Regions from separate parts of the Homo sapiens genome. Here region 1 is linked to region 2. A link is an interaction called in ENCODE POLR2A ChIA-PET data of the cell type or tissue named here. Cell type or tissue: CD4-positive, alpha-beta T cell. All regions are shown on one strand.

Region 1 (4,000 bases), 110 kb before region 2:
TATGATAACAATGCATTCTTCTGCAATAGTCCCTGAAGGACCTGCTTGAAGCGGTTTTAAAGTTATCTTTTTAAAAAAATAATAAATACACTCTAAAATAACAATAAAAAAGTATAGTATAGTAAGGGTACAAACTAGTAACATAGTCGTTTATTATCAAGTATTATGTACTGAACATAACTGTACGTGTGATACTTTTATACGACTGGCAGCATAGCTTTGTTTACACCAGCACTGCTATGAACAAGGGAATAATGCAATGGACTACAACGTAAAGACAGCTACGACATTGCAAGGCAGTAGGAAATTTTCAGCTCCATTATAATCTTATAGGGCCACCTTCATACATGCGGTCTGTGGTTGACTGAAATTTTATGCAGTGCATGACTACTATAACCTTACAAGCTTGATAAAAGGCAGGTAAAATTCTAAAATGCACTGTTTCAGAAGGGTTGGTGGAAGCTTGGCAAAGGTGTTCACGAAGAGCCAGCATGGCTCCCAAAGGCACCTCAGTTTCTATGTTTGTTGGATAAGCCCAGTAGATCCAAAGAATGCTACAAAATACAACATATAGTATATAAAGCTACCATAATTCTGCTTTAGGGGAGGATGGAGAAGAAAAGATTAGATGAACAAAGGAAGAAAAGAGTGAAGAAAATGAAGAAAAGGAGAAGGAAGAAGAAAGTCTAAGAAACATAAAAGAAAAAAGAATGGAGAAAAGATATCTTAGAAAATGGAAAATGAAGGAATTAAGAAGAATCAGGATATCTGCAAGTTATATGACATACTCTCTCACAATACCTTTGCGAAGCATGTCATTTTCATCTAACACAGCAGGGCTCAAGCAAGAGTAATATAGTAATATTCAAAAAGACCAGGGGTAGGTAGTCAGTTTTCCACCTTTACCAATATGGAGGAACACTGATGTAAAGAAAACTATCACCTATCTTTTTAGGGAGGCATTTTTAGTGTATAATCAGGACTTTAGAAGGCAAACTTTCTTTAGGCTGTACCCACCATTGACCTTAACTGAGAACACCTCTACCAAGGTCAGGGGGCCAAGACTCTCCACTCCAGGTGATGAAATCATACAGTTTCGATATGATTTCACAATATGAACTGTAGATTTTTGATAAAGTAAAGGCCTGGCCAGAAAAAGGGCAGAAACCTATATGAACTTTAAGGTGGTCAGAAAGCTCAGCTCTACTTAAGAAACACTTTTAGACTCACTTTAGTAGGCTATCAAAACAAAAACAAAAACAAAAACAAAAAAAGACACAAAAAGGAAAAAAAAAATAGTTGTACCTTCAAGATATCTCTTGCAGGAAGCCTAGTCCATCAAGAAATAAACCTTCATCTCCCGATTCCAAAAATCAGATACCAGCAGTTCTCACAATGCCTCTAGTGGTAATTCTGTGGTTTTATATCAAGTTCTCTATCCTCCCCAGAGACTCACAGAAATGGCATCTCAGCACTTTTAATCCATTACTCCCCATTAAGTCCATTAGTTACATAAGCCTAGAAGATACCAGTATAGGTCAGCATGTGCCAAAGTGTGTTTCCACAAGCACTCAACGCTGCTAGATGCTAAAACACGCTCTGTGAACAAAAGCGCTTGCTGTCAAATGCTTTTGAGAGATGCTAGAGTTAAACAAAGCTAAAGTTGTTTATTTGCTGCCAGATTTCTGGGAGCCTTTCAGATGCCAATGCAGCCTGTGGCAGTGCAGGAAAGAGACCAAGAATGCAACATTTCCCACACATTCTTCACTAGGGTCTCTTCATCTTCGAATTTTGCTGAGCATCATCACAGTCAACTGCTCTAATGAACATATTTTGGGAAATATACAAAGAAGAGGTCAGCTAGGTCATGTGAGAAATCCATGTTTCGTTCATTGCTCACACATTAAATTTTCTGCACAAACACATTATTCTCTGTGAAATTATCCTTCACTCGTAGGGAAAACAACAATAGAAGTCCTCTGCATCTAAATCCAAAGGGATCTGAGCTGTTCTACGCATATTTACTGTGTTGCTTAAGAATGTCTCATGGTTCTTTCCTATGGCAATCTCCATTCCATTATTCAAAAATACAAATTAATCACATTCTAAGCAATTGTTCAGTTTCCTTCATTTGTATGTGGTTGCAGTCTGTAAGTGAAATTCCTTAATTTCTTTTCTCAAAGAAAGCTTCTATCCATACAAAACAGTCCCCAAACCCCCAAATTTTGGGCTCTAATATGAGTTAAGTAGAAAGGTAAATGCTAATGTTTCATTAATCCTAACGCTTGAATTTCACCCCAACCTCTGCAGTGTTCTGCTCTCTCTGAAGTGCTTGTTTGCTTTTCAGTTCCCCAAATTTGGCTCTGGTAAAAACAAAACAAAACAAACAAACAAACACTAATGGGAACAGTAACTGTGTTTTGTATAATTTGGGGCCATTACCAGCTACTTTATGCTTCATTTGCGTACTTGCGTGTATTAGATACATTTTGTTAAGTTCACCTAAGGATATTTCCCTCAATGGGCACAAATTCATGGTGCCTATAAGGTGACTTTAGTACAGCTTCATCATCTACACTAATATTTCCAGCAGCCCCTCAAAAGCGAGATATTTTCTTGAAAGTAAAATAACAAAACTTACTGTATGTCTGATACTGCAGAGGCCACTTAAATTGTCTATAATAAGTCCAAGGAAAGGATCGTTGAAGTTAACTGGCCTTGGGAATTTCAAGTACACCTCCCTTTGAAATAAAACCATTTCCAAAGAACGTCATGTCAAATGCACATCTCCCTCCAGAAAATTGTGTTTTCTTTTCACCCCACCCAGAACATAACTGAATATCATTTTGCTGGGTAGGGAACCTCCCTAACCTGCCTTAAGTCTCATCTATTTCCATTTAACCATAGTTCCCAGCTAACACTACCTCTTTCCCAAGTTTACCTCTGGCAAGACAAAAAGGATGGTCTTTATGAACAGATGGTCTTTTCAAGGTAAAGTAGTTACATTTAAATACAGATAAATGTACTGTAAAAAACGGCTTTAAAAGAATTTAGGTCTTTAAGGGGGAAAATATGAGAGCACAAGACACTATTCTTTAATTACATGAGATTTCTTTTTTCTTCCCTTGAAGACAAAACCAATTCCTAATGAAGCATAATGAATCGTAAAGAGGCACCAATGCTCATCCCAACAGATGTTTATTGATTGGTGTTGACTGAACACAAACACAAGGGTGTTGCTTACTATTGTCAGTAAGTGGTGGGAAGCAGCACCAGTTCCCCCTGGTTATTTTACCTTTCAAAGACAAGCTGACAAATTTATTTTGTCACGAGCAGCTGTGTTCTTATTTTTATAAGGGTTGGCTTACAACTAAGAAAGCAAGCGGAGGGAACAGCCTTTTGGTGTCCAATGTGTTATCTGGCAAGGACAGATTGTTTTAGGGTGCAATGGAAAAGATTTTTAATGAAACTACATTTCAAACGAGCAGCATATGCTTGATTTTCCCTTCTGCTACTCATCCTGCCATTTGTTAATTTTTGTTATTGTTGTTCTCCGGGACTCCTAAATTTTCATACAAGCTGTCTCGTCCGGCACTAACACAGCTTGGGGCGAATTAATGCTTGGGATGCAAAAACCTGCACGTCCCACTCCAGCCATTTTTTTTTTTTTCATTTCTAAAATTTCTACATTCAATCAGGGTTTAACCGGTGAACTAGTTGACGGAACAAGCAGGGATTAAAAAAAAAAAATTCCTCCTCTTTGTGAGTCCTTGGAGCCCCAGAGCCAGAAAATGTGACTTCAGAATATGTGTGGACTTGTCAGCAGCTCAGCTGCACACAATTATGGGGTCAGAGCCCAGATTGGAGGTCTGGAGAAACTCTGAAATTGGGAATTAGGACAAAATTTTTTTCTTTTTAACACCGTAATGCCACATATTAATTTAAATGATTCTCTCAGAATGATTCTGTGGCCCAGTTAAATGAAGTTCAAGGAAATGAA
Region 2 (4,000 bases):
GATTTAAACATAGGCAGTGTGGATCCCAAGCCTGTGCTCTTAACCCTTGCAGCATATACCACTCTACATCTTCTGTACTATTCTCTATTGACAGTATCTATGAAGCTAGCGCTTCATGGTATCAGGATATGATACTTTCTTAATTATTCATTATTTTGTCTATGTATGCCTTCTTTTCCCAGCTACAGCATTCACTGTTTGAAGGGAGAGATTCAACCATCTCCTTCTCTGGACCCCACACCCAACTTATCCTGTTATAGGCTCATGGTCAACAGATGACTGCACTGTGTTACTAAATGCCAGGGAATACACAGAAGTTGTGACTGCTTACATATTCATGGAAGAAAACCCCAACTCCTATCATCCAAGTTTGAAACTAGGTCTTCTTTCCTATTGGGGGAAATTTCTGCAGGTGTGAGTAATTAGAAAATTAAACATTAATTAACAATTCAAGTGACTGATTGTGTTAGCAAGTTGCTTGCTAACCATACAGGTAAATATTGTGCCCCCATATGATGTTTAAAAATAAGGTCCCTTGAGCATATTAAGTAGTAGAGATGGTTGACTCAAGATTCAAGAGTTTCCTGACCCCTTTAATATGTCACATTTTAAGTCTGTATATAACAAAACTATTGGGAAAGGGGATTGCCTTACTCACTCACCTTGCCTTATCATCTTACAAAATATCTTATATTAAAAGAGAGAAAAGGATGACAGCTCTGTATCTATCACCTATTACTCATTATCCTGGGACAACAAACAGCCCCAGAATCTTTCTTTAATGAATATAGGCTCTCATAGTACATGCTTATGTTCGTCTCACGTTTGCTCTCTCTCATTTCAAAACCCTATTTCTCTTCTGCCCTTTATGTCTTCAAAAGAGACGCTGATATTAATTACCTTGCTTCTCTAACCCCTCATCGTTTTCAGCCCCAAACAATCAGCTTCCTGCTTTTAATCTTCTACCAAATCTATTTTCTCATGATCTACCGAAGTCACCCTACTAAGTAAGTGTTTCTGGAAAGGTATTTTCAGTGCCCATTTCCCTTGACCAACCTGTGGCCCTTGACTCACTGGAAAAAATCACTCCACTCCTGCCCTTTGTAATATTATTCTCAGCTGGAATTCTAGCCTCTGTCCTGCAACCTCCAGCTTGATTTTACAATATAAACACTGCTACTTCCTAACAAGTTCACCAGATATACGAAATAACCCTGTATTTCCCACTGAAGTAAATTAGATTGTTGTTCAGTAAATATTCACTCTCTCTTTACTTCTTATTCCTGAGAGGAGTATACTGTCACATTCCTTTGATATCAGACTTGATTTGGCTTAAGACATGTGAATGGAGCAGGGGCTTAAAATGTCATGTGCATTCCTGTCTTTCACTATGAGAAGCAGATGTCTTAGTTTTTTGCTGGGTCTTGGAGGGTGACAGACACATGGACTTAACTCACACCCTATAGTCAAAACAAGCCAAGCTGGCCCACAGACACAAGAATCAGAGTAAATGACTCTTATTTCAATCCACCAAGTACTGGGGACAGTTTGGTACACATGAGTTTTATGAAACAGTTAACTGATGCACCCATACAAATGTTAAACCTTTGTTCACTGGAACAAAGGTTGGAAGTTTTCTCCAACCTTTGTTGGATGGAAATTTTCTCTTGTTCCTCTACTTCTATGGTATTACCTCTCCCATGCCACTTCTCTAACTTCATGTCCTGTATTCTCTCCCTTATTATGTTTTAAACTCCTTTGAAGAGCAAAGCATCAAAAGTTCTTATCCCTAGACAGACACAAATTAAAATTTGCTTATTCATTCATTCATTCATTCATTCAGCAAATGTGTGGATTTTAGAAATGAGTTTCTGTCTCAAAGGTATTTAATACAACACCTGGCTCAGCTTCATGGACTAGAGACACATTATCACTGAGGTCACGTTGTTACTGTTTTTGCTACTCCTGCTAACTGTTCCAAAGGGGAAAAAAAAACAACATGCACTTTAAAAGCATGATGTTCTTGTTGGCAGAAATTACAATAGTTTCTTCTCTTGGTGTTTACTCCCCCAACACTTTCCTCAGCTCTTTATTTCTGATATTCAATTACCCTTTTTCTGCCTGGCTTTTCTCACTTTCCCAGAAGACTTACCCTGGGAAACTTTACTGTTTTCACTGGTGTACATTTGCACTAGTTGGTTTAATTACCAAGTGAATCTACAGCCTCTCAGAACATTTGACACGTCTCCCTTTCACTGGATCCAAGACATGAAGCAATGAAAACGAATGGGTGAATGTTACAGCAAACTCAACCAAAATTTATTTTGCCTGGATTCAAGGATTAGGCTAACATGCTAGCCAGTTTCTGCCCCCCTAAAATGTCACCCTCTGGAATGACAAAAACCTTAATAAGATTTGGAACCAAAGTTCCTATGACCAGAAACTGCTCAACATATATGCGTCACACACAGGAAATAAAGGCACATTTTAAACTAGAGCTGCTGGGTCATCTTTAAAATAGCAGACTGCCTGTCAGGAGAACCAATGGAATAATCAATCACTCAATTTAAAGTGGGGAGCTCCTTTAAAATGCTAGGGTGATGGGGTATGGGCACAAAGTGAATAGCTGTGACAGTACAGTTCCTCAGCCAAGATCCACGAATGTAAGCACCAGTGGGAAGAGCACTAGACCAAGAGGCTCAAAAATATACTGTGACCTTCAACTAGTCACTTAACAAGTGCTCATTGTATCATTTAAAAAATAATACAATAGAACTCCATGAATCCAATTAAATTTAATTCCATATTATTCGAGTGTTTGTTTAAAATGATATTTCTCAAAGCAATGGTCAAATGAGTTTGGAAATCAGTAGATTAAAGAAGGTTAAGCAGGTTTCTGTTCCATGCAACTTCTCAGTAACTTTAATAGTCTACTGTGCACCGTGAAGCTCTCAGACCTGGTGGATGTGGTATGGAACATTCCCCAGACTAATAGGAATCAAAGATCCTGTTTGTTTACCATGGACAGCCTTGTAGAACTCCTATTCTCTATAATACATGGCCATCAATTATAGAAGACACAGAGATACTAAAGAGAATAGTTTTCTTGGGTCCTGGTCCTGAGGCCTGGCATTCTCATGAAGCTGAGTTTATGCCCTCCCCTGTGATTTATGCCATACCTCTGAATCCTTATAATGATGTCCCTTTTTGATCTTAAGATGGCTTTAACTGGTAACTATCATTTGTAAGCAAAAGTACCTTATTAAACAAGAAAAACAGCTACGTGTGAGTTCTGAGTAAATATTGCTAATTTATGTCTATCTGCAATTGTTACTTGGGCTGAAACAAAAGTTCCAGGTAAGTATGATAGTCATTTTGCCAGAGGAGCCTCAATAATCCCTGAGCTGAAATACTTTCATACATCAAGACGTAATCATCTAATATTAGGAAAGCCATTAAGAAATACAATTACTACTGGAAATGAAGACCTTTTACAGGAGAACAGACATGATGGTTTTCCTTAAAAGCTCTTCCCTTTTCCACATCCACTTTCTTCTACTTTAAAATGAAAGTGACTTCATTTTCAAGTGACCTTTTATAAAGTCCAAACATCAAGTGTCGTAAATATTCTAAGTATTCAGAATGAGGTCCAGTACTGTAATATTAAGTTGGATATGCCAGAAACTCAGAAAAGCCTATTTCTCTTTAAATAGCCAACTTATAAAATTATTCATATTGTCTTCCTGGATTCCCATTATGTTCCTCGTGCAAGAAAGTGAAAGTGTTTTATACAAGCCACACTGTGGGGTAATATGGCCAAACTAAGAGCTTTCAGAAGGATTCTTCTCTTATTCTCTACTTCTGCTTCTGCTGCTGCTGCTTTTTTTAAACAAATGAGATCAGAGGCATACTGTGATTAGCAATGCATGTTTATGTAGTGAGACACCAGATTAGAAATGATTATTATCATGTCACCTAACAGAGTGATAATAATGGTACT

What was found. ChIA-PET counts read pairs that join two places held together with the same protein. Peaks named below come from ENCODE experiments on the same cell type or tissue, not always from the same donor. Only the 100,000 strongest peaks of a DNase experiment are listed, where the experiment ranks them.
Region 1: POLR2A ChIA-PET joins it to region 2 with 5 read pairs; 2 of 35 experiments call an interaction of 5 or more read pairs at or near these places.

The regions. Positions count from the first base shown.
Region 1 is chr3:59,967,182-59,971,181 of GRCh38, forward strand. The region is part of intron 7 of FHIT (fragile histidine triad diadenosine triphosphatase); the gene reads right to left. Among named protein-coding and RNA genes, the nearest start is that of MIR548BB, 650 kb to the right of the region's middle. In CD4-positive, alpha-beta T cell, no CTCF peak of the experiment used is centred here; no DNase peak of the experiment used is centred here.
Region 2 is chr3:60,072,679-60,076,678 of GRCh38, forward strand. All of the region lies in intron 5 of FHIT (fragile histidine triad diadenosine triphosphatase), which reads right to left. Among named protein-coding and RNA genes, the nearest start is that of MIR548BB, 540 kb to the right of the region's middle. In CD4-positive, alpha-beta T cell, no CTCF peak of the experiment used is centred here; no DNase peak of the experiment used is centred here; H3K4me3 peaks cover 1,244 bases; H3K27ac peaks cover 1,171 bases.